Linked DNA regions of Homo sapiens: region 1 is linked to region 2. A link is an interaction called in ENCODE POLR2A ChIA-PET data of the cell type or tissue named here. Cell type or tissue: PC-9. All regions are shown on one strand. Each heading gives the region's core, and the rest is flanking DNA. Links, peaks and the distances in the headings are about the cores only. Region 1 has its middle 78 kb from the start of SCG2. Region 2 has its middle 100 kb from the start of AP1S3.

The links. ChIA-PET counts read pairs that join two places held together with the same protein. Peaks named below come from ENCODE experiments on the same cell type or tissue, not always from the same donor. Only the 100,000 strongest peaks of a DNase experiment are listed, where the experiment ranks them.
Region 1: POLR2A ChIA-PET joins it to region 2 with 11 read pairs; 6 of 35 experiments call an interaction of 5 or more read pairs at or near these places.

What each region holds. Positions count from the first base shown.
Region 1 is chr2:223,676,027-223,685,025 of GRCh38, reverse strand. No RefSeq gene overlaps it. Among named protein-coding and RNA genes, the nearest start is that of SCG2, 78 kb to the right of the region's middle. In PC-9, for the core only: no CTCF peak of the experiment used is centred there; a DNase peak (open chromatin) is centred at 3,675; H3K27ac peaks cover 383 bases.
Region 2 is chr2:223,731,369-223,740,367 of GRCh38, reverse strand. No RefSeq gene overlaps it. Among named protein-coding and RNA genes, the nearest start is that of AP1S3, 100 kb to the left of the region's middle. In PC-9, for the core only: no CTCF peak of the experiment used is centred there; a DNase peak (open chromatin) is centred at 4,347.

The DNA.
Region 1 (8,999 bases), core at 534-8,533, 55 kb after region 2:
AATGTTAACATAAAATACAGCACAATTTTTATATAATATGACACTGTCCTGCCCCCAGATTAGAAATCTGTTAGAGTTCACAGATTGATTTGAAATCCAGTTTCTTGGAACTTGGAAAAACACCTTATTTCTTATATTATTATATTATATTTATTATTGTATTATAATATATATACTTTATATTATAAGAATACTATCCTATGATATTGTATTTTGTTATATAGCAATATTTAACTTGTCATAACCTATTATTATATCATTGTCTCCTGATATTACAAAAGATAATTAACTCCATGGTTAGCCCACATAGCTATTGGTTTTTCATTTATGTTTCTGAAATAGTTTATATTTGGCAACAGCATTTTCTATCATTTTTCATTTCTTCTACCTGGTAGCACAGTTAAGCTACAAGCTAAATATGCTTTGATGTTATCATTGAGACACATAACTAATAGTTATTATGTGATTATAATGAAAAATGTCCTGTCGTGACAACAGAATGTAGTTGCTTGAGAAAAATTTCTTCCTCTCGAGGGGAGTGGGCAGATGTTTAGCTCTTTGGACTAAGGGATCCCCCATGTGGCATGGTCCTGCCATATGTATGTGTAGATAATTAAAAGTTCTGTATTTATAAACAATGGAGAATCTTCCTTAATATTGATAATGATAATTATAAAAACAAGAATAACAGCCACTAAGTGCTTATTATACATAGGCACTGTATTAAGACCTTAAAATACTTTGTCTCACTAATGACAACTTTATGAGGTGGCTACTGAGATAATTAAGACTTGGGGAGGTTAGTGACTTGTCCAGAGTCATTGAGCAAAGGGTTTTAATACAGCCTGACTCTGTCAAAAGCCTAAGTGCTTCTCCAAAGGGCTCTAAAATCTGCTTACAGTTCTATTAAAAATATAAAATATTCAAATTGTCTATTCTGTGCAAAAATGGTAAGTGAAATAAGAATTTAGGAAAAAAAATTCCAGATCTTTCTGTTGTTGTTTTTTTAAGACAGAGTCTTGCTCTGTTGCCCAGGCTGGAGAGCTGTGGCACAATCATAGCTCATTATAGCCTTGACCTCCCAGGCTCAAGTGATCCTCCTACCTCAGCCTCCCATGTAGCTGGGACTGCAGGTGTGTGCCACCATGCCACCTATTTTTTATTTTTTTATTTTTTAGTAGAGTCAAGACCTCACTATGCTGCCCTGGCTGGTCCTGAACTCCCGGGTTCAAGCGATCCTCTCACTTGGCTTCCAAAAGTTCTGTAATTACGGACGTGAGCTACTGTGCCTGGCCTCACCCCAAATCTTATCATTCAAAGACAACTGTTAATATTTTTATGAAAATCCTTTAAGACTTTTCTCCACATACATATAAATATATAACATATAACTATAAATAATAATATAAATGTTAGAATATAAATATAATTGTAAGACTATAATGAATATATAATTTACAGTAATATATTTATAAATACACAATTATACTATACATACATATCTAATATCAATAAAAATATATATTACAAACTTAATATCAGATTGTATATAATTTTGTACCTACTTTTCTTGGCTAACAATATACTATGACCACACCTCTATATCAATAAATATGAGTAATATCTTTATTCTAACTGGATGCTAAGAATTTCACTGTATAGGTAAAACTATATATCCCTATTCCAATTATTTAACATGTAGGATTTTTCTAGTATTTTTCTATCATTTACTTTGACAAATATTTTTACACATTTACCTTTGCTAATACACCCAAGTATTTCCTTAGCATGAAATTATAGAACTATAAGATCAAAATGTATGAGTGTTTGGCTAAATTGTATGGCTAAATATATGGCTAAATTGGCCTTCAGACAACTATATCAGTGTAAACTCTCAATTGCATTGCATGAGAATACATCCAGCCCCATGTACCAGCCTACAGGGTCACTAGTATTTGTAATCTTGGTCAATCTGGTAAGCAAAAAACATGTCACTTTAATTTGTCCTTTTATTATAAGTCAAGATGAGCATTTTAATGTGTTTATATCATTCATATTTCCTCTTTTATGAACTTTATATTAATATCTTCAGCCCATTTTCATTTCAGATGTTACCTTTTTCTCTTTGATTTGGTCTGGCTGTGTCCCCACCCAAATCTCACATTCAACTGTAATAATCCCCATGTGTCAATCGTGGGGCAAGGTGGAGATGGAGATAATTGAATCATGGGGGCGGTTTCCCCCATACTGTTCTCATGGTAGTGAATAACTCTTATAAGATCTGATGATTTTATAAATGGGAGTTCCCCATACAAGATCTCTTGCCTGCTGCTATGTAAGCCATGACTTTCTTCTCCTTTGCCTTCCACCACGATTGTGAGGCCTCCCCAGACATGTGGAACTGTGAGCCTATTAAACCTCTTTCCTTCATAAATTACCCAGGCTCAGGTATGTCTTTATTCGCACATGAGAACTGACTAATACATTCTTATTGGCTTATAAATGTGCTTTATATATTGAAGACATTAACACTACATTAAGGTCAATTACACAATTTGTTTCCCACCATTTAAAAAATATTTTACTTTTAAAATGACTTCTGCCTTTCTGAAGCTATGTTTTTCCAGGGACAAACTCCAGTACATTTTTTACAGCAGCTTTATTGGGTTATAATTTACATTCCATTTCTGTGGTTTTTGGTATATTCACAGAGTTGTGCAGCCATTACTATCTAATTTTAGAACTTTTTCATCACACCAAATGAAACTCCTCTGCTTAGCAGAGGAGAGAAACTCTGTTTCTCCTTCCATGTACCCTCTGGAAGCATTAATCTACTTTCTGTCTTTATGGATTTGCCTATTCTGGACATTTTATATAAAAGGAATCCTACAAAATGTGGCCTTTTGTGACTGGCATCTTTCACTTCGCATAATGTTTTCAAGTTTCACCCATGTTGCAACATGTATAAGTACTTTAGTCTTTTTTATTGTCAAATAATATTCTACAGTATAGATGTATATTTTGTTTATGCATTCATCAGTAGATGGATGTGTGGGCTTTTCTACCTTATGGCTATTGTGAATAATGCTGTTCTGAATGTTTTCTTTTCTTTTTTTCTTTTTCTTTTTTTTTTTTTTTGAGACAAAGTCTTGCTCTGTTGCCTAGGCTGGAGTACCAGTGGCACAATCTTGGCTCACTGCAGCCTCCAACTCCCAGGTTCAAGCAGTTCTCCTGCCTCAGCCTCCCAAGTAGCTGGGATTACAGGTGCACATCACCACGCCTGGCTAATTTTTTGTACTTTTAGTAGAGATGGGGTTTTGCCATGTTGGCCAGGCTGGTCTTGAACTCCTGACCTCAGGTGATCCACCTGCCTCAGCCTCCCAAAGTGATGGGATTACAGGCATGATCCACCATGCCTGGCCTACTATGAATGTTTTAATAAAGGTTTTTGTTTGAACATACGATTTCAGTTCTCTTAGGTATATATCTAGGAGCAGAATTGCTGGATCATGTGGTAACTTTGTTTTAACATTTTGAGAATGTTCAAACTGTTTTCCAAAGTGGCTGCGCTATTTTACAATTCCACCAGCGTTGATAAGGGCTCCAATTTCTCTACATTTTTGCTAACACCTGTTATTAGTTGGCTTTTTAATTTTAGCTATGCCAGTGGGTGTGAATTGGTATTTCATTGTGGTTTTTATTTGCATTTCCCTGATGACTAATAAGGCTGAACATATTTTTGGGAGCACATATTGACCATCGGTACACCTTATTTGGATTAATGTCTATTCAAGCCCTTTGCCCATTTCTAAGTGGGTTATTTGTCTTTTTATTGTCAAGTTTTAAAAGTTCTTTATATATTCTGGACACCAGACTTATCAAACTTATAATTTGCAAATGTTTTCTTCCATGTTTTAGTTGTGTTTTTCACTTTCTTCATGGTACCTTTTGAAGCACAAAGTTTGTCATTTTGGTAAGGTCCAATTTTTCTTTTTTCCACATGTGCTTTTGGCTTTTGGTGTCATATCTAAGAGGCCATTGTATAACTCAAGTTCACAAAGATTCACTGCGATTTTCTCCTCCCTGCCAAACATTTTTTTTTTTTTTTTTTGAGATAGGGTCTTGCCCTGCTGCTTAGGTTGGAGTGCAATGATACAAACACAGCTCTCTGCAGCCTAGAACTCCTGGGCTCGAGCGATCCTCCCACCTCAGCCTCCTAAGTAGCTGGGATCACAGGCACCCACCACTACGCCCAGAGCTAATTTTTGTATTTTTTTTGGAGAGACAGGATCTTGCCATGTTGCCCAGGCTGATCTTGAATTCCTGGGCTCAAGTCATCCTCTTGACTTGGCCTCCCAAGGTGCTGAGATTGAAGGCATGAGCCACCATGCTCAGTCTATTTTCTCTTTTTTTGAGGTAACTTCAGTACTTTTGTAAAATGTTTTCTCTTTGTCATCACATTGACAAATTCTCCTCATCCCAGAATTGTATAAATTTTCTCATATTAAAATGTCTATATATATATATATATATATATATATATATAATTATTTTTTTTTTGACAGAGTCTCACTCTGTCACCCAGGCTGGAGTGCAGTGGCATGATCTTGGCTCACTGCAACCTCCGACTTCCCGGTTCAAGCGATTCTCCTGCCTCAGCCTCCCGAGTAGCTGGGATTACAGGCATGTGCCACCATGCCCAGCTAATTTTTGTATTTTTAGTAGAGACAGGATTTCACCATGTTAGCTAGGATGATCTCAATCTCCTGACCTCGTGATCTGCACTCCTCGGCCTCCTAAAGTGCTGGGATTACAGGCGTGAGCCACCGCGCCCGGCCTATATATCTTTCTAGTAATTTTTGCTTGTGTTTTTTACAGTAACATTTTAATCCCTCTGGGATTTATTTGGGTATGAGAATTGGAGCAGAACACACTTTCCCTATTTTATACTTCAGAGCACTTTCACATAAATTATTTCATACTTGTAATGTAGATGAGAGAGATACATAATTTTTTACATTTTATACATATGAACACAATAATTCAGAGATTTCAAATGATTTGCCTGTGGTAACACATTTAGGTACTGTAAGTATCACACCTGGAATCCAGGTCTTTGTTCATCTGCCTGGAGTCTCTATGACCCATCATCTTTCTCTTCAATGGCGTTAGTTATGGACAGCTCTCTTCTTTGTGGTACTTAACATTACTCACTGGAAGGGAATTTGATCATCTAGTTTGTTAAATCATTATTAAATGCAGCTTATTATATTATTGCAGAGAATTTCAACTTTTTTATGTCCCTAGTTTGTCACAGTGTGGCCTCAGGCAGGTTATTTCATCTCTAATAACTATGACAATAATAGCTAACGTATGTTGACACTGTCCATGTGCCAGGGGCCATGTTCAGCTTTTCACATGGGTTATCTCATTTAATCTTTACACACAAAAAACCCTATGACCAGATGCTATCATGGAAAGGTGTAGTATATAAGCCTAGCAGCCATTTGAACACTTTTGGGTTTCTGACCAATCTTTTCACTTTCAAACTTATTGAAAACCCAAAGAGTTTTTTGTTTGTTTGTTTTGTTTTTTGTTTTGTTTTGTTTTTGAGATGGAGTCTCACTCTGTCACCCAGGCTAGAGTGCAATGGTGCAATCTGGGCTCACTGCAACCTCTGCCTCCCAGGTTCAAGCAATTCTCCTGCCTCAGCCTCCCGAGTAGCTGGGATTATAGGTGCACACCAACATGCCCAGATAATTTTTGTATTTTTAGTAGGGATGAGGTTTTACCATGTAGGCTAGGATGGTCTCGAACTCCTTACCTCAGGTGATCCACCCACTTCGGCCTCTCAAAGTGTTGGGATTACAGGCATGAACCACCACGCCTGGCCTCATTTAATCTTAACACACAAAAAAACCCTATGACTAGTTGCTATCATGGAAAGACATAGTATATAAGCCTAGTGGCCATTAGAAAACTTTTGGGTTTCTGACCAATCTTTACACTTTAAAACTTATTGAAAAACCAAAGAGTTTTTTCTTTATGATTTATATCTATCGCTACCATATTGCAAATGAAAATTAAGAACACTTTATTTGTTGTTTCCTTTAGAAGAACAATAATGAACCCATTATTTGTCAACATAAAAACATTTTTAAAGTGAAAAATAGCTGTATTTTCCCAAAGAGTAGTTTTTTTTTTTTCAGTTAGCAGTGTCTCTTTAATAATTGGCTTAACAGATGACTGCAGGATTCTCATGTTTTCTTCTACATTTGTGGCAATCTCTTACATCATATAACCTCTGGAAAACTCCAAATATAGTGCTCGTGAGAGAGACAGTAAGAAAGGCAAATAGTCCTTTAGTATTGTTATTAAAATAGTTTGACCTTCCAGAATCTCTAAAAGGTTCTTGGGTTTCTCTAAAGAACTGTGAAGTATAGTACAGTGGAGAAGAGGACTGAGGCTGACACTGGAGCAGGATGCTTTGGTTTGCTTTTTTGTTTGTTTGTTTGTTTTTTGAGACAGAGTCTTGCTCTGTTGCCCAGGCTGGAGTATAGTGGCACAATCTTGGCTCACTGCAACCTCCACACCTCCCGAATTCAAGTGATTTTCCTGCCTCAGCCTCCCAAGTACCTGGGATTACAGGCACCTGCCACCACGCCTGGCTAATTTTTTTTTTGTTGTTGTACTTTTAGTAGAGACGGGGTTTCACCGTGTTGGCCAGGATGGTCTCGAACTTGTGACCTCAGGTGATCCGCCCGCCTCGGCTTCCCAAAGTGCTGGGATTACAGGCCTGAGCACCACGCCCTGCCAAAATGCTTAGGTTTGAATTCCATCTTTACCATTTGCTTGCTGTGTGATCTTGGGCAAGTTATTTTGTACTTTTTACCATACATTCCTTTATCTGTAAAGTGGGGGTTATAGTAGTGAGGATTAAATCAGTTAAAATATCCAAAACATATCAAACAGGGCCTGGAAAGGTATAAACATTTTTATCTGCAATAACCATTATTATTATTATTATTAATGAACCTCTTCCTACATTGAGGAATTGAGGTTTAGTGAATGAATTCCTAGGCTGAGATTTGGGTCCTATTTCTGTCAGTTTTTAACTATAAAATATTGGATAAATTTCTTAACCTTGGCAGCCTTAGCATCCTCATTTGGGACACAAGAAGAAGAAAAGTAGCTACCAGAAGAGTTGTAATAATTGTTAAATGAGACAAGTCACATGAAATACTTAGCACAGTGACTGCCATTTAATGGAAACTCACAATGTGTGTGTGGTTACTAAGGACGTAATTATTACTACTATTAAAGATGTCATTTATAAATGTGTATCTATGCGCTTGTCCACATACACTCAATGTTATGGACTGAAGGTTTGTGTTCCCCAAAATTCATAGTTGACATGTAATCCCCGATGTGATGGTATGTGGAGGTGAGGCCTTTGGGAGGTAACTAGGTCATCAGTATAGAGCCCTTGTGAATGGGATTAGTGCCCTTATAAAAAGGACCCTAGAGAGATCTCTCCCTTTCTTTCTGCCACATGAAGATGCAACAAGAAGTTGGCCATCTGCAAACTGGAAGAGGGTCGTCAGCAGAACCCACCATGCTGGCCCCCAATCTAGGATTTCCAGCCTCCAAAACTGTGAGAAATACATTGTTGATAAGCCACTCAGTACTTTGTTAGGGCAGCCCAAACTGACAAAGACACTCAGAATATCAGGTACCGGCCTACTGGGGACAAGCAGATAAACCATGGCATGATCAAGCCAGTCAGGATGGTCCGTTTAATTAGATATGTGGCCTACCAGGTTGTCAGTAGCTGGGATGCTGTGAAGTCAATAGAGAACCTTTCCTTTTATTAATATTCAGAGGAACCTATGGATACTTACCAAAGATCAATCTCCTGGCCGGGCACGGTGGCTCACGCCTGTAATCCCAGCACTTTGGGAGGCCGAGGTGGGTGGATCACCTGAGGTCAGGAGTTTGAGACTAGCTTGGCCAACATGGTAAAACCCCATCTCTACTAATAATACAAAAAGATTAGCTGGGCGTGGTGGCGCAAGTCTTTAATCCCAGCTACTCAGGAGGCTGAGGCAGGAGAATCGCTGGAACCTGGGGGGCGGAGGTTGCTGTGAGCCGAGATGACGCCATTGCATTCCAGCCTGGACAACAAGAGCAAAACTGCATCTCAAAAAAAAAAACAAAAAACAAAAAACAATCAATCTCTTAACCATGACAGTTGTTTAAATCCCGGTAGATCTCCATAGAAAGCTTTTCTTCTTCCACTTCTTATTAGGAAGCTCTGAACTATTGACTACTGACAATTAAATCTGGAACATCCAACTCTAACATGGCTGAATGGTTGATTGGTCTTTTGAAGTGATAATTTTTGGATTAATTAGAAATTAAAGCAGCCCATCATTTCATTAAAGCTAAACTTCCTCCTCTGCTAATTAAGATGTGCTGTGTAATAATCTCAGTTGATTGAGTTTGATTTGTTTGTTTTGTCATAGAGTTACCTCAGGAAAGTTTTCTCTCATGCAAGCTTTTATTTATTTATGTATTTATTGAGATAGGCTCTCCTTTGTCACACAAGCTGGAATGTAGTGGCGCCATCACCACTCATGCAGCCTTGACCTCCTGGGTGCAGGTGATCCTCCCACCTTAGCCTCTGAGTAGTGGGTACTATAGGTGTGCACCACCATGTCTGGCTATTTTTGTATTTTTTGTAGAGACAGTTTTGCTATGTTGCCCAGACTGATCTCAAACTCCTAAGCTCAAATGATCCTAAGCTCAAATGATTGAAATGTTCATCTTATCTAAAAAATACCTTCGCAGCAACATCTAGACTAGTATTTGACCAAATATCTGGGTACCATAGTCTAGCCAAATTGGCACGTAACTTTAACCATCACAATGGTGAATTTCACAAGAAAAAAAAAAGAAAATGTACATGCACCTCAGCCTCTCAAAGTGCTAAGATTACA
Region 2 (8,999 bases), core at 765-8,764:
GTAAACCCCACAGTGGTCTCTGTTGCCCATGGGATAATGTCCACTCTTCTTGTTGTGGAACCAGATATATATATATCTGGTATAAATAAAACCAGATATATACACACACACATATATATATATGGTATAAATTAAATTAAATTAAAAAAATATATATTTTAACTTAATTTAAAGTTCCAGGATACCTGTGCAAGACATGCAAGTTGGTTACATAGGTAAACGTGTGCCATGGTGTTTTGCTGCACCTGTCAACCCATCACCTAGGTATTAAGCCCCACATGCATTAGCTATTTATCCTGATGCTCTCCCTCCCCACCCCCGCTCAGCGGCCCCAGTGGGTGTTGTTCTCCTCCCTGTGTCCATGTGTTCTCATTAAGAACTAGGTCTTTTCATGCTTTCTCCTTCCTTTCTGATCCCAGTACCCCACATCCAGCTGTGTCCCTAACATAGGATGTGTTTTCTTCTTTCTGCATTTTTGTATGTTTGAGCTTGTACATCACCTCCTCAGAGAGCTGTTCCTTGATCACCCCAGTTCAGTAGCAATCTGTCTCCCCACTGTCACTGTCTTGCCCATAACCCTGTTTTATTTTCTTTATAACACTTACTTTATTTGAAATTATTCCATTGGTTTGTTTTGTTGCTTACCTATTTGTTCATGTATTCATGCATTTATTGCATTTGTCTTCTCCCTCTCTATAATGTGTACTTTTTGAGGGCAGAAACTCCATATCTGCAGTAGCTAGAACCCTGCTTAGTAAAGAGCCTGGCATGCAGTAGGGTCCCAAAAGGTCCTGATATGGTTTGCTGTGTCCCCACCCAAATCTCAACTTGAATTGTTTCTCCTAGAATTCCCACGTGTTGTGGGAGGGTCCAGGGGGAGGTAATTGAATCATGGGACTGGTCTTTCCTGTGCTGTTCTCATGATAGTGAATAAGTCTCATGAGATCTGATGGGTTTATCAGAGGTTTCTGCTTTTGCTTCTTCCTCATTTTTCTCTTGCTGCCGCCATGTAAGAAGTGCCCTTCACCTCCCGCCATGATTCTGAGGCCTCCCCAGCCATGTAGAACTCTAAGTCCAATTAAACCTCTTTTCTTCCCACTCTCAGGTATGTCTTTATCAGCAGCATGCAAATGGACTAATACAGGTCCCTTTTCTACCTGCCTGAGGATACCTTTTCATCTTTAGTACCCAGCATCACTCTCTCAACCTTCCCAGGTAAAGGAGGGTGCTGCTTCTTTTTTGTTCTGCTAACTTAGTTCTTAAGTAGCTGTTGTGTCAGTGTATGTATCTAATCCCCCACTAAACTCTGAGGCACCCCAGAAGGCAGGAACTGGTCTCTCGGTACCCATAGCTCACAGTAGGGCATGTCCTAGGGGCAGATTTTTATTGCATGAAAGAACAAATGAATAAATCCATAGTAGTTTTCCAATTAATACTTGTTGTATTAATATGTTGAGTTGAATTGACTCTACAATTTCTAGATTCTTTTTTCCCAAAAACAAACAAAAACCTCTCAAGTATATTTCTATTGCTATATCTATTATTCTAATATAATTTTTTTTCTGAAGTTTAAAAACATGTCAGTTTATGGAGAAGGCTAGCTTGGTTTATATTTGGTTTTTGCTTTTTCTCTCCTTTCTCTCTCTTTCTTAATTTGGTAGACAAGCAAAAAAATTTAGAAATTGGCTGGGTGTGGTGGCTCATGCCTGTAATCCCAGCACTTTGGGAGGCCAAGGTGGGCGGATCACGAGGTCAGGAGTTCAAGACCAGCCTAGCCAACATGGTGGAACCCCGTCTCTACTAAAAATACAAAAATTAGCCAGACGTGGTGGCGTGCGCCTGTAATCCTAGCTACTCAGGAGGCTGAGGCAGGGGAATTGCTTGAACCCGGGAGGCAGAGGTTGCAGTGAGCTGAGGTTATGCCACTGCACTCCAGCCTGGGCAACAGAGCAAGACTCTGTCTCGGAAGAAAATAAAAAAATAAAAAAATCTAGAAATCATGTGAAGGCCTTATACTTCTGGCCATTACATCAATGTGCCCACTTCTTCCCCTCATGTTAGAGATATTTACAGTGCCACAGCACAATGGAGTTCTTGAAACTGCTTCCAAGGATCCCTTTCATAATTCCAGTGGATGAGATTGTATTTAGGCCAGACACCTCACACACAAAGAACTAGGAGTTAATTAAACCAGGGCTGGATCATGGTTAACATTTTTCAAATGTTTGAGTTTAAGATCCAGGAAAGATGGAAAAATTGTTCTTTTATTTAGTCCTTCATCCATTTGTCTGCTCATACATCCCTTATTTAGTAATACCTTAAGTACAGAAAGGACCTGGGTGAATTACGCTAATGGAAGAAATGAATGAGTTTGTAATAGAGCAGCAACCTTGGGATGGGAGAGGTCTGCAGGGGGCTCAATTTCAAGCCAAAACTGACCCTAGGAAACGACCACTAGAGCAGTGTTTTCTCACTTGCCTGCCAGCTGGTGAGGCAGCCAAATCACTGGTCGGCAGCTTGGTATTTGGCAGTCTCTTGAAGTGACGCCTGGAGAAATATGGTGGATGATTGACTTAGGTGAAAACCTTTTAGGTAAAAATAAGGCATGTCAATTTAATGAGACCAGCTTTGTGTGTATGATTTATAAAGTGAATTTGAAGGTAATTTTAAAAGATTAGTTTCAGAAGAATCGGTGGAAAAAATATCTCAAACACCAAGATATACTTGACATGTAAACTCAAACCTAAATAGTAGTATTACCCAGGGTTCTTGATAGCAAGCAATGGCTCTAATATAAAAAGGAAAGAAAGAGAGAAAGGAAAGGAGAAAGAGAAAGGAGAGGGAAGAAGAACTGAAACGACATTAGCAAGCACATCACGTTGATGAGGAGTCAAGAAAACCAGACTGGGAAAAGGGCAGGGCCCAGGGCAGCTCTAGAGAGCTCAGCTGCAGGTCGGCAGCCGAAGTCACTCTACAGAAGCAGTGTAGCTAGGAAGCTGCAGCCAGCACAGATGCCATACCACGTAATGTAGCTTCTGCTACCCCTGAACTGTAGCTCCCAAAGCACCACAAGATTTGATCTGAGATCACCCATGGTGTCTAGTGTCCTGAGGTCAGTGAGCTTAAATCGGAATGACTCTGGTATGGTGTCATGCCCAGCCCTGGCCATCCAGGGTAGATGAAGGCACTCCTCCATGTCTGTGGAGGGAGGCAGATGCCCAGAAGTACCCTACTGCCAAGTGCCTGCCCCACACCCCACAGGTCAGAGTAGGAGTCACCCTCAAGAAAATGAGAGTGCTTTGGGGAAGGGAGATGGATCCTGGGAATGAAAACAGAATGAAAAGAATCCAGGGAAATGCCCCAGACTGCCTCAAAAAACTGAATAGAAGAAAAAAAATCCTAAACCTTTATGTATTAGTCCATTTTCATGCTGCTGATAAAGACATACCCGAGACTGGGTAATTTACACAGAAAAAGAGGTTTAATGGACTCAAGGTTCCATGTGGCTGGGGAGGCCTCCCAATCATGGTGGCAGGTGAAGGGGACGTCTCACATGGTGGCAGACAAGAGAGAATGAGAGCCAAGTGAAAGGGGAAACCCCTTATAAAACCATCAGACCTCATGAGACTTATTCCCTACCATGAGAACAGTATGGGAGAAACCGCCCCCATGATTCCATCACCTCCCACCGGGTGCCTCCCACCACACATGGGAATTATGGGAGCTACAATTCAAGATGAGATGGGGTGGGTGCATTAATTTTAGAAAAACGAGCACAGGGACTAATGATTGTTACAATCTACAGACATAGACTAGTCTGTCACTGAAAGGGCTTTCAGTATGCATCTCATAACCCCATGCCTCTGTTTTAAGGGAGAAAGGGGCCCAGTGAGTGACTTTGCCACTGGAAAGCAAATTGTAGAGTTGGAACCGGAACCCGCACCTCCAGATTCCCAGTTCAGCATTGGAACTGGACTAGGATTTCTTATTTAACATCCTGTGTAAGGTTGTGCACTTGGATCTGGGTTAGAATCCCAGCTCAGGCACTTACTCTCTGTGGGAACTTGGGTTTTTCCCAACTTCACAGTTTTCTCATCAGTGAAACTGGAAAAAAAATTACCTCCTCCTTTCTTTTTAAGTTTGTTGTGGGGATGTGGGAATTAAATAAATTAAGTAAAGCATGTCAGAGCTTGGTTCAATGCCTGACAATTAGAGAATTTTCAACACACGTCAGCCAGATCCAGTGATGAGCACTTGATTGAGTGGAATTGAGCTGATGCAGTGATAGCAGACATTCTTCTGAAGCATACACTCTGCAGTCACAGAAAAAACTGGTTCAGGAAAGTGGTGAGTTGGTTGATGACAAACATGTTGAGGAACTTTGCCAAAGAAACATCTGAGTAAAGGCCAAATTCCTGGCTCATGATGTTTTTAAAATTGATTTTTGTGTGTTTTTAGATTGGCCAAGAAGATGCTCAAAATGGAGGAATGGAAGTTTGAACATGAGGAGGAGGGCAAGACAGAGATGTGGGTGTGTCTTTCGGGAACTTCAAAGTCCTAGGTGTCCTTAGAGGTACTGAGGGTCCTGCACAGGGCTCCTCTATGAACACGTGACCTACAGTAAGAGGTTAGAGCTTCAGGCCAAGCAGGGCTAACCTCACGCAACAGTGAGAAACAAGTTATTCATCTTTGGGGTCCTTCAATGGCCTCTGAGCATTCCTGCTTGGATCCTACCTCCCCTAGCCTCTCCCTGGGGCCTCCACATGTTTGGTGCTCCAAAAGAGATACCCCTGGCACGAACCCATTTCTGTCCAGTTGGCAAGTCCATGCAAACATCTCAATTATCTAATCAGAACTTGCCTCTTCAGGCCCTGCCCCTAGCCCAGATAGAACACGCCAAGGATAGGAGGAAGAGGGCCACGTTCCCACAGTCACAATATTTGCTTTGAACTAAGATTGAACTTCCTTCCTTTTTTATTGGCCTCTGTTCAACCATCCTTTCCATTCTCCCTCTTCTCTTTTGTTGTGCTGTTTCTACATTTGGGATTCTGGTTTCCCACCTCTGCTCTCTGGCCTCCAACGCCAGACTCCCTGCTTGCCTTCTTTTCTCAGTTCCATGTTGCTCAAGCATTTTTGCCTGAAATTTGACCCCTTAGACTTGGCCTCAGATTCCACTTTTCTGAACTGCCACTCCTGGCAGCTCTGAAGGTGGGGACTGGATCCTGTTACATGCACTTCCCTTCAGAGAGGGCAAGTGGCCCAATGGCTATTTCTGCTAAACACTTGGGGCTTGAAATACAAAGCTTTTATACTGACCGGGAGTGGTGGCTCATGCCTATAATCCCAGCACTTTGGGAGGCTGAGGCAGGCAGATCACTTGAGGTCAAGAGTTCAAGACTAGCCTGGCCAACATGGTGAAACCCTGTCTCTACTAAAAATACAAAAAATTAGCTGAACATGGTGATGGGCACCTGTAATCCCAGATACTTGGGAGGCTGAGGCAGGAGAATCACTTGAACCCAGGAGGTGGAGATTGCAGTGAGCCAAGATCATGCTACTGCACTCCAGCCTGGATGACAGAGTGAGACCCTGTCTTAAAAAAAAAAAAACCCACAAAGCTTTAACACCACTATTTTCCAAGATGTGAAATGTCCAAGTCATCTCAGGAGATATTTAAGAAAATAAGGGTCCTATGAAAATACCTGAGAAACATTCAGCAAATTTGCATACTTTCTTCTTTCTCATGGAGAATCACAGCACATCTTTAGCCCATTGCAGATTCTGGAAACTCCTATTGTAAAGAGACCTTTGAACTTGGCATTTCATAATTGTATTTGAGTGCCAGAAATATTTTTCCAGCAAGTACTTATTAAACAGCTCACAGAACTACTGATTCCTGGAGATGGCTGCCTTCATTCACTTAATGGTGGTATCCAATGTGGGAGAGTATAGGCATCCTGGTAGGTGCTTGTCTATAGAGTTTTTCAACTTAGTCCTCGCAATGGACCTGCGAAGTAGATTGTATTACCCCTACTTTATTGTATTGTAGATTGTATTACTCCTACTTTAAAGAGGAGGCTGGGACTCAGTGAGGTGAAGCTTTGCAAAGCCCACACTGCTGGTAGCTGGGAGGGACTGGATTCAAGCCCAAGACTGCCAACCCTTGAGCCTGCTCACATCTTTTTGGGCCCCACTGGCAGCCAGGGGTGAAGAATAGGCCATCTTATATTGAATCTGCTGGTGACAGCTGTCAGAGTGGCAGAACAGGGCAATGTCACTTCTCTGGGCAACTCTCTGGTGGCAACCAAGGAAATCTACTATATGTTGTTGTAGGGGTGCCTGGCAAGTCCAGCCTACAGAATCCACTTCTGGGGCTGGATTATCCTCTCCCTTACTGACCCACCTGCAGTCCACCTTTAGGATCTGCTGGATGTATCTTCAAACTATTTTTTAAAAATCTGACTATTTCTGGCTGGGCCCAGTGGCTCAAGCCTGTAATTCCAGCACTTTGGGAAACTGAGACGGGTGGATCACCTGAGGTCAGGAGTTTGAGACCAGCCTGACCAATATGGTGAAATCCTGTCTCTACTAAAAATATAAAAATTAGCCAGACATAGTGGTGGGCACCTGTAGTCCCAGCTACTCAGGACGCTGAGACAGGAGAATTGCTTGAACCCAGGAAGCAGAGGTTGCAGTGAGCCAAGATCGTGCCATTGCACTCCTGCCTGAGTGACAGAGCAAGACTCCATCTCAAAAAAAATAAAAATAAAAAATAAAAAACTGACATTTCCGTCACCTCTGCCTTTGCTACTCTAGTCTAAGCCACCAACATTTATTGCCAAAATATTGCCTTTGTAATAATAAAGGTCCCTTAGCTCGTCACTTCCACTCTTGACTATGACCTATCCTGTTGTTAAAAAGGTGATCTTTTTCAAACAATAATCACATCATGCCTCTTCCTTTCTCAAAAATCTCCAAAAGCTTCCCATCACACCTTAACTCACATTCCAATTCTTTACCATTCCCTATGTTAATCTAGCTCCTGCCACCCTCTCTAGCCTCAAGTTGTTCTCCCCTGTGTCGGTCTTGCTCTAGCTTCATTGGTTTCCGTCAATAACTTGTGTGTGAGCCCAGCCAAGATCAGCCAAGATCAGCAGAGCCACCCAGCCAAGCTCCCTAAACGTGTGGGCAGTACGAGCTCAGTGTTGTACCTCACAGAGGCTTCTGGATGGCTTGTTACAGACACCATTTGGCAATAAAGAGCTAATGATTGGCCAGGCTTGCTGGTTCACGCCTATAATCCTAGCACTTTGGGAGGCTGAGGTGGGAAGATTTCTTGAGCCCAGGAGTTTGAGACCAGGCTGGGCAACATAGCAAGATCCCATTTCTAAAAATTAAAAGAAAAAGAGCCAATGGTTGACTTCCTTGTTTGACTCCATTTTATGCTTGAATGCCTCCCACTGAAAGTGACTGTTCCTGACTGTTTCATCATTTTCTATTTCTTTAGTTTTAAACTTTTAAATAAAATGCACTGTATTTTATTTTATGTTCTTTATCTTTCTTTACTTTCTTGCTTTGCTTTAGTTGCTTTTGGCAGTTATCACTACCTAAAGCTATATTATATAATTATTGTTCCTTTTTTGTCAGTCTCTTTCAATAAGCTCTTCTAGGGCAGGGATCTTGTCTTATTCATTACTGTCTCCTTAGGGTCTGTAACAGTGCTTATGCAAAGTAGGTGCTCAGGAAATATTTGTTGAATAAAACGCTGACATTAAATTCTTTTTATCTTCAGGAGGCCTTCCCTGATTCCTGCTGATATGGTTTGGCTCTGTCCCCATCCAAGTCTCATCTTGCATTGTAGCTCCCCTGATCTCCACATGTCATGGGAGGGACCCGGTGGGAGGTAATAGAATCTTGGGGGCGGGTCTTTCCTGTGCTGTTCTCATGATAGTGAATAAGTCTCAGGAGATCTGATGGTTTTATAAAGGGCAGTTCCCCTGCACAGGCTGTCTTGTCTGCTGCCATGATGTGATTGAGGATGTGATTTTGCTCCTCATTTGCCTTCTGCCATGATTGTGAGACGTGGCAGAAGTTCCACAGCCATGTGGAACTGTGAGTCCATTAAACCTCTTTCCTTTATAAATTACCCAGTCTTTGATATGTCTTAATTAGCAGCGTGAGAACAGACTAATACACCTGCCTACCAGCACTTAATGGTTAGGTGCTTCCCTACTATTCTAGTGCTTTCCTATCTCAGCTCTTTAATATTGACTGCTTATTTATCTGTATTCTCCTCTAGACTATGATTTTCTTGAGATCAGGAGCTCTATGTTGATTATCATTGTATCCCTAGAGCTTGGCATAAAGGCCTGGTGCATGGCAATGGTCACTAAACATTTTCTGAAGGTATGAGTACGTAATCAGGATCTGGTGAGCCCATTCTGGGATGAATGACTATTACTATGTGCTAAAGGAGGAAGCAAATAGAGAGAAAGAGGCCCAAAAAGGAGAATAAGATGTCCTTATGGGCATTGGTTTTATTTGTACAGGAGCTATTTTATGAACATTTTAAATTTTAGTTGGCTGAACTGTCTACCCACAGATGATTTAAAATTGTCCCTGGAGAGTGAGTGACGCAGAAAAATGGGAATGACTGGTATTGATGTGTGAATTATACCCTTCAAAGATACTCAGCAGCCTGTATGTCAGTTACATCAGGCTCCTCCTCTTAGTTACTGTATTTAGGGCATAGACTTGAATTCAGGAGGCTAAATATAGTGTCGAGAGCCCCAGGCAATTTATAGAAGACATGGCCAAAAATTTATCTCATATTTTCTAACAAGCTTTCATTTTGGCCTGTCCCTCTTGTACTGGCTTTTTTGATCTGCTTTTATCTGGGTGAACCAGGAACAAGGAACCTTTTATTAAAGGTATCTTTACCTAAGGTTAAAAAACACCCTCACTTGTGACTCCCAGTGCAGAGGACATTTAAAGCAGAG